Regions from separate parts of the Homo sapiens genome. Here region 2 is linked to region 1. Evidence: chromatin loops called from intact Hi-C (ENCODE). Cell type or tissue: MCF 10A. All regions are shown on one strand. Links, peaks and the distances in the headings refer to the core of each region. The heading gives the core; the rest is flanking DNA. Region 1 overlaps ERP44 (endoplasmic reticulum protein 44). Region 2 overlaps INVS (inversin).

Region 1 (4,404 bases), core at 92-4,091:
AGATTAGGAAGCATCTAGACATTAAAAGAAAAACACGAATTTTTAAGACAGACAGGAAGAAAGGTACTTGTGACATGTACTAGAGACAACTGATTAATATTCAGAATATAAAAAGAATGAACTAAAAAAAGACTACCAAAAAGATAAGTGAGTTAAAGCTATCAGTTTATGAAAGAAACACAGATTGCCAATAAACTATTACATATGTTCAGTTGTAATCAGAAAGTTACAAATTAAAACTCCCAGATAACATTTTGTCTTTCATACTGGCAAAAAATCAGTAATAATAAAAATGTTTTAAACTAAAATTCAATAATATGAAACCCTGTGAAAGTAAAATATTCCTAGTAGGTTTCATTTAGGTCCAATATTCAATGTTAATAAAGGTAAACTAGCCTAGCTGGTGCCTACTTTGTCAACAAGAAGTCAAGTAATCTTTTTTAATACCCTAAGACTTTTTAATACCCAAAGGATCTGGCAGAGAGGATATGAGATGGACTCAGAAGCAAAGAAACTAGTCTAATACAAAACATATATTTTCCACCTGTGTCCTAAGTATCAGTATGAAAATGGACAGCAAGATGCACTATAGGAGACAATATAATGCTTTCAACTTTCTAAACTTGATGAATTAGGGGGCGCAATGAGAAAGTAGTGTGCTAACAGCAAGTATGCATAAACCAGGAGTAGAATAAATAAGGTTAGAGACGGACTCTAGAGGGTCTTAAGCACTAAGCTGATGGAGTTTGAATTTTATCCAGTGTTGTGATAAGCAGCCACTGAGCTGTAGAGCTGGGCTTTCAAAAAATTCACCTGGAAGTAGTAGAGAACCAGGGAGACTAGTACTGTAATAGTTGTGGCAAAAATCACAAGAGTCTATTAACAAACATTACAATCTTTAGGTTGCTTTAAAATTCTGGTTACAGAGAGAAAAAGATTTAAAATATTTGAAAACTATTATGGGATTAGATATTCATTTGCTTCATTCTCAAACAACATCCTGGCAGCAGGTATGCTGCATAATGCAGTGGCGTTTAATTATTAAGAAGCAAAAACCTTAAAATTACATTGATCAGTAATCTCAGACATAATGCTTTTTTTTTTATTTTACAAGCTTTGGCCAAAAGTGATTTTAAGATAATTAGAATGTGACACTTTGACAATATAACAAAAAATGACTTAAGGGGTATAATAAATGGGTTTTTAAAATTAACTGGATAGATCAAATGTTAAAATGGATGTCAGAGGAATTATAAATCCCAGAAGGTTAACAGCTCACTGATTGGAAAATTAGCATATATTTTTGCTCCAATGGTCACTTACTTTTCCTTGATGGGTCCTGCCTGCCTGCCTCACTAATACCCAGCAGGGTTCCAAATGGGGAAATTGCCTCATACTCGTTTCAGCAACGTCTCTCCCTGCAATGGTTATCCATGGCAGAAAATACAAAGAGGCAGATCATTTCAACAGGAAAGTCTTATTGTTCTTCTGGTTCCAGGAGAAGGACCACTGCTGCCTATGTACTTCTTCCCATTCCCAAACTGCACCCCTCAAAACAAACAAAAAAACCCCAAAAAGACAAACATCCCCAAAAAACAAAACAAAATACCTCAACAGAAAACTAATAAGCAAAGCCTAGAAGTTCACTCAGAACTCAGGCTTAACTGCTCATCCAAATTCTGTTCTATGCACATAAAGTCTTCACTTCATATTTTCTTGTTCTTACTATGATATTTATATATAGTTCCTATAAAAAGCTTCTCAATTTCCAATAAGTAAGGTTCGAGTTGCACTGGAAGACAGGTAAGAGTAACTCAGGTATATGGGTGCATGTGCTACCTAATCAAGGACAATTACAAAGTACTTTCCTAAAAACACAAGTGTGGGTCTGTTCTGCACTGACCAGCAAGCATATGAATGCCTCTTGCTTAGTGCCATACAGCCTAAGGCCACTGGAGGTCAGCAGAGAACCTGGTCCCACCAGGGGCTGACTGATGGGACTTTCTAGATTCAAGGCAGCAAGCATGACCACCAAGGAGAATAATGAATTACGCTCCTGAATTCCCCAAATGATAAGACTGCAGAAGATAAGATGTGAAGCAAGTTGAAGCAAGGCCATGTTTTAATTGTGTGCATATGTACATGCATGTGTACATGTGTGTCTATGTGTGTTTCGAAATTTTGGAAAGCAGACAGTTACAAAGAAGAAAACAAGAACCACTTCCAACCACCACTGGAGAAAACCACTATTAACATTTTGGCTTATATTTTGGTAACTTTGAAGAAAAGTTGCTTAACTAGCAGAGATATATTTCAATTCAGAAAAAATAAACTCTGAGGTTAGTCAAATAGTAAAGTGATAGCATCAATACTTGCAGAATGGGTTTTAGCAGCTTGGAAGAAATTCCTAGAGAGAGTAGAGCATTACCAATACTCTTAATGGCATGGAGGCCAATACTGTGTAAAAAAACAAAAACAAAAACAAAAAACTCGACTCAGTTGAGAAATGATGCACAAGAGTCAGACTCTAGTTTCAGAATAACTTGAACAAATTTATTTTCCTTTTAAGGCACACACAATAATGACAGAATTTTTAAAATCTATTTCTGAGTCTAAAATAGTTTTCACAATAGGTATAAAAAAATTCTAAGTGTCCCTATCTCTCACCATAAACAAAAATCAACTCAAGATGGATTAAAGACATAAATCTAAGACCCGAAACTATAAAACCAGTAGAAGAAAACATAGGGGAAATGCTTTAGCACATTGGTCTGTGCAAAGATTTTTATGGATACTGCTTTAAATGCACAGGCAAAAAAAAAAGCAAAAATAGACAAATGGGATTTTATCAAACTAAAAAGCTTCTGTAGGGCAAGGGAAACACTCAACAGAGTGAAGAGGCAACCTGAGAATTAGTGGAAATATCTGTAAACTAATCATCTGATAAGGGATTAACATCCAGAATATACAAGCAACAACAACGACAACAAAATCCTATTTTAAAAAGGACATGGCATCTCAACAAACATTTCTCAAAAGACATACAAATGGCCAAAAAGCATGTGAAAAAAAATTGTCAGTTTCACTAATCATGTGGTTACATACAAATCGAAACCACAATGAGATATCATTTCACCCCAGTTAGAATGGCTATTAACAAAAATGTGAAAATAATTAATACTGCAGAGGATTTGGAGAAAGGGAAACATTCACATGTTGTTGATGAGACAGTAACGTAGCACAGCCACTATGGAAGACAAAATGGAGGTTCCTCAAAACCTAAAAATAGAACTACCACATGATCTAGCAATTCCATTACTGTGTATTTATCCAAAGAAAAGGAAATCAGTATAGCAAGGACATATCTGCACCACCGTGTTTACTGCAGCACTATTTACAATAGTCAAAATATGAAATCAACCTAAGTGGCCATCAACAGATGAATGGATAAAGAAAATGTGGGGCCGGGTGCGGTGGCTCATGCCTGTAATCCCAGCACTTTGGGAGACCGAGGCGGGCAGATCATGAGGTCAAGAGATTGAGACCATCCTGGCCAACATGGCGAAACCCCGTCTCTACTAAAAATACAAAAATTAGCCGGGCGTGGTGGTGCGCACCTGTAGTTCCAGCTACTCAGGAGGCTGAGGCGGGAGAATCACTTGAACCCAGAAGGCAGAGGTTGCAGTAAGCCGAGATCATGCCACTGCACTCCAGCCTGGCAACAGAGCGAGACTCAGTCTCAAAAACAAAGAAAAAAGAAAATGTGGTACATATACACAATAAAATACAACTCAGGGCTGCTCTGCCTATGGAGTAGCCATTCTTTTATTCCCTTACTTTCCTAATAAACTTGCTTTCACTTTACTCTATGGATTCACATCAAATTCTTTCTTGAGATCCAAGAATCTTCTCTAGGGGTCTGGATCAGGACTCCTTTCTGGTAATATCCTCCTGGTGAACCATGGAGGGACGATATTGAGGAAACCCCCAACCCAAAAGGAAACAGACTGCAGCACCAAATGGCCAACTCTGGGTAAGTAGTGGGGTATCCGGGTAAAGGATGGGATTGGGTTAGAGGCCCAACTGAGGGGAGTTAGAGTGTCTCCTAAAAAAGAGTGGGTTAAAGGCCCCTCTTAATAAAAGGCAAGGACATCTGGTGGAACTTGGGTTCAAGGCCCAGCTTAGGATGGTTAGAATACTTCCTAAAATTTAGGGAGTTAGAGGCCCCACTCAGTAAAGTTCCTCTCAGCTATGAATGGATTTGGCATTATGGGGAGTTAACCACTATTCTCTTTGGATTAATCTGCCTTGTACTCTTCGCTGACAGCTGTGGGTGACAGGATTAGGCATGTACAGGATCACTGGACATGGAGAGCCTTTTTTCTCCCCAAAAGGGGAAACTTG
Region 2 (4,404 bases), core at 309-4,308, 83 kb after region 1:
CACAACGAATTAAATCGAACACTTTCTGTGCTGCCCATTGTCCTGGAGGAGGACTGGAGAGGCCTTCTCTGAATGAAACATCATTTCAGTAGCAATTCTTAGTGTTTAACCTAATACAGTGGATTAATGTTTTACCATAACTTACTGCTTCTAGATTCAGATGTATTAGGGCTTACTTCTGAGCCTTAAAATATAAACATACATAGTAAAATCTGAATATGCTATGGTTCTCATTTATAGATATTTAGCTTTTTCTCTTAACACCAAACTCAAATAATTTGAATGAATACTAGAAATGTAATTGAGAACAGAATTTAGTAGATTCATTTTAATACTATACAGTGTAGTATTGGTAGAAAAAAGTATAGATTTTAGAGTCAGATAAACCTGAGTTTTAAGTTCTAACTGTTATTTATTAGTAGTAATATCTTGGCTAAGCCATTTAATTTTTAAGCCTCAGTTTCCTCATCCGTAAACTATAGATTATAATATTTCACTTGTGTGAGAGTTAAATGAAATAATGACAGTAAAATATCTAGCATGGTACTTGACACATAGTAGACAATAAGTTAATATCCTATTACTGTTATTGTTATGTCAGCTTAGACTAAAATAATCAAGTTTTTCATAGCTTCAGATGTCTCAATATGAAAGAGCACTAAATGCAACAAAGATTAATATTGTGGGTTTTTTGTGAAAACTAAACAAAATAATTTGTAAATATGCATGGTGTGTAATGATCAATGTTGTCATTACTGCCAATAATATTTGAGGTCGCTTGCAGTGGTATCGTGACCAGGAAGCACCATTCTGATTCTACTACAACTTTTGTTTCACTGTCCATGTTCTGAGCAGCATAATCTCTCTAAATCATTTCCTCTACTTGTTTATTTATTTATTTATTTTTGAGATGGAGTTTCACTCTTGTTGCCCAGGCTGGAGTGCAATGGCGTGATCTCGGCTCACCACAACCTCTGCCTCCCTGGTTCAAGTGATTCTCCTGCCTCAGCCTCCCAAGTAACTGGGATTACAGGCATGTGCCACCATGCCCGGCTAATTTGTTGTATTTTTAGTAGAGACGGGGTTTCTCCATGTTGGTCAGGCTGGTCTCGAACTCCCGACCTCAAGTGATCCGCCCGCCTCGGCCTCCCGAAGTGCTGGGATTACAAGCCTGAGCCACTGCGCCCGGCCTCTACTTGTTTTTAACATCTTCTGACACAGTATTTAGATACGGAAGTGAGCCTCATAAATGACAGAGTAGAGGTACTATTTCAGGTTACTTCTTCCCTTACCTCAATCCCTACCTTAAAAGCTAGAGTCATTAAATGTTTTTAAAATGCTTGCCTACATGCAAATGTGTTTATAAATATACTTAAATGTTTATGCATCCATCCTAACAATAGTAATAAAATTAGCTAACATTTATAAAGTTATGTTTTATGTGCCAGCCACTGTATTGTTTGGCAACTCATTAACTTAACAGTGAAATAATATGAAGAGTTTGGGGTATTAGTATTACCCTCATTTTTAAATAAGGAAATTGAGATGCAGAGAGGTTAAGTAACTTGTCTAAGAAGTATCAGAACTGAGATTAAAGCCAAGAAGTCTGATTCCAGAGTCCATTCTTTTAACTGCTAAAGTATGGGACCTCAATGTATGGGTAGATATTTTTGTACACACGTGCACTTTCATATGTATAAATAAATAGGAATGAGAAAGATAAGAAAGAAAGAACCGATTAGGTGTGAACCTTGCATGATGAAATGAATGATTATCTAGATGGGATTTTTCTTAACATTTTTGTGCTATGGGCCCTTCTGGCAATCTGGTAAGCTTCTGGACTCCTCAGAACAAAAATATATGTATATTTTTAAGAGCTGAAATGCAATATAGAGGATTACAAAGGAAACCAGTTATATTGAAATATCAAATATTTTTAAGTTGAGACATAACAATATTCTGCCATAATTTTTTATGAATGTATTAAATAGCAAGGTGTTGGGGCAAGTCTTACAGCTATGATAATTTTGAAATAGCAGTGAGTGAAAATGATATTTTAACATACCTGCACAAATTATAAGTTATAGAAATATTTTATAAAATCTCAAGTCCTCTCAAAATACAGTATGTCTCATGTTATTATTATTCTCATTTTGCATGTTAGGACACTGAGACTCAGAAGTTGAGAAATTTAGTTGCACAGTTAATAACTGGCAAAGTTGAGCCTCAAACCAAATTATCTGATGATGAATCCTATGTTCTTTCCATTGTTCCCATGTTGTCACTCTATAACAATAAGCAGAGATTTTTTAATGACAGCAAAATGCCTTCCCAAGATTGTAACAGTATAAAATATGTAAAGTAAGAAGTGGGTGAAATCAGATGAAATAAATACATCTTGGATGCCATGCAAATATAACATTTTAGAACAAGCAAATAAGATACAAATAGAGACTACTCTTGTTACTTGTATTGGGCATTGTGTTGCTGTAGCTATTGTGCGGACTAGCACAACTATAACTGCAAGTGACAGTCATTTCCTCTAACTGCTAGAGTTGGCGCTCTGGTTTCTGCACATACCAGCCCATTAACCATATGTACTCTTATGCTTCCACAAGCCTTAAAATAACTGAATGCGGTAGAGCAGTGGCTTTCCAGTCATGCTTCCAGCTCAGCTTTCTGGACTGTGTTGAGACAGAGCACAGGCAGAATGCCAGCCACGTTGAGCAAGCACCAATTGGTCATGGATTAGAGGCCATCTCCACAGTTGCCAGAATAATTAGCACAACACAGCACAGTAGCCAGCTGCTTTCTATATTAACTGTTCCTGACAGGAATGCAAATTTAAATGCACTGCCATCCAGTGAATATTAGTTTACATCATAAGCTCTACGTTTGTACAACATGTTACAATTACCAAATATTTCCAAACAATACATTGTTTTATTGGATCATCAAACAAGTTGCGGTGTAGATTGGACAAGTATTAGCTGAATGTTATAAGTGAGGAAACTAAGGAAGAGAGTAGGGTGGATAGATAAAGGCACAGACCTCGCTCAGTTACTGGCCAGGAAGCCCAGAACCTAATGGTACCCTCATTATTCAGAAACTAGCCATGAAGCCACTGTCCCCCTAGAGCTACTCAAGACAGGACCTAAGTGAGGTTGAATGCTGCTTTTTCTAATCATTTAGGGGATATATACTTTCTTTCTTTCTTTCTTTCTTTTTTTGAGACAGAGTCTCACTCTGTCACCCAGGCTGGAGTGCAGTGGTGCAATCTCTGCCTTCCGGGTTCAAGTGATTCTCCTGCTTCAGCCTCCCGAGTACCTGGGACCACAGGTACATGCCACCATGCTCAGCTAATTTTTGTATTTTTAGTAGAGACAGGGTTTTGCTATGTTGGCCAGACTGGTCTCGAACTCCTGACCTCAGGTGATCCACCCGCCTCAGCCTCCCAAAGTGCTGGGATTACAGGCATGAGCCACCACGCCCAGCCGGGGGATATATACTTTCAATTTCCTCAAATAGACAAATTTTGCCTTATAGGCACAAAATATTGGATTGTGGTGACATAACCCAATAACATCTTCTCTTCTGGGAAATACATATATCGGTTACAAAGAAACAATGTATGTCAGGGAACAAAGAGAAGGCTTGAAGTTTCCCTGTATCTTATATAAGACTTAGGAAGATGACAGGATTGACCTAAAGTTCTGTGTCCTTGAAGGTGAGTTGCCTATTAACCCCATGATGCTGACTCTGCTTTGACCCTGAGGAGCCTAATCAATTAGGACAGGGGTGTTCAAGCTTTTGGCTTTCCTGGGTATTGGAAGAAGAATTGTCTTGGGCTACACATAAAATACACTAACACTAACAATAGCTGATGAGCTAAAAAAAAAAAAAATCGCAAAAAAAAAAATCTCATAATGTTTTAAGAAAAATTATAAATTTGTGTTGGGCAGCATTAAAAGCCTTCCTGGGCTACATGTGGCCCACAGGCCACAGGTTGGATAAGCTCGAGTTAGGATTATCCCAGAATGTGAGATGGCCTCTGTTTCTCAGCACTTACTCTTGTGACCATAGTTCCTAATCCTCTCCTTTACTAAAGCTTCTAAGGAGGAATGTCTCTCTAGGCAGAAAGTGTAAATGAATTACTGTTATCTTGCTAATACTAGCTACTACTATCTTTGCTTAACCTAACAAGATGCCAGTAGAGACTGCCCTTTAATCATGAAAGACAACTAGAGACTAGTCTCATTATGGCATATTCTCTATAAGTATCACTGACTCCAGAAGGACTCAAACTGATAAAAGGAACATGCTCTTATACTACATTTTAGTTCTGTTAATGAGTTTCAGTTTAAATAAATCTTTATCTATAAATACAGTGATAGAATCTTTGGA

What was found. Hi-C counts contacts between places; a loop is a spot of excess contacts. Peaks named below come from ENCODE experiments on the same cell type or tissue, not always from the same donor. Only the 100,000 strongest peaks of a DNase experiment are listed, where the experiment ranks them.
Region 2: a loop joins it to region 1, with 6 times the contacts of the local background. A loop is called at or near these places in 4 of 110 quality-filtered maps.

What each region holds. Positions count from the first base shown.
Region 1 is chr9:100,026,346-100,030,749 of GRCh38, forward strand. All of the region lies in intron 4 of ERP44 (endoplasmic reticulum protein 44), which reads right to left. It overlaps LOC105376176 (a long non-coding RNA gene), which reads left to right. Exons shown (of 3, transcript XR_001746547.2): 3 at 1-4,404. Among named protein-coding and RNA genes, the nearest start is that of ERP44, 70 kb to the right of the region's middle. In MCF 10A, for the core only: a CTCF peak has its summit at 1,966 (motif pointing right); a DNase peak (open chromatin) is centred at 1,966.
Region 2 is chr9:100,108,776-100,113,179 of GRCh38, forward strand. The region is part of intron 2 of INVS (inversin); the gene reads left to right. Among named protein-coding and RNA genes, the nearest start is that of INVS, 12 kb to the left of the region's middle. In MCF 10A, for the core only: no CTCF peak of the experiment used is centred there; a DNase peak (open chromatin) is centred at 2,686.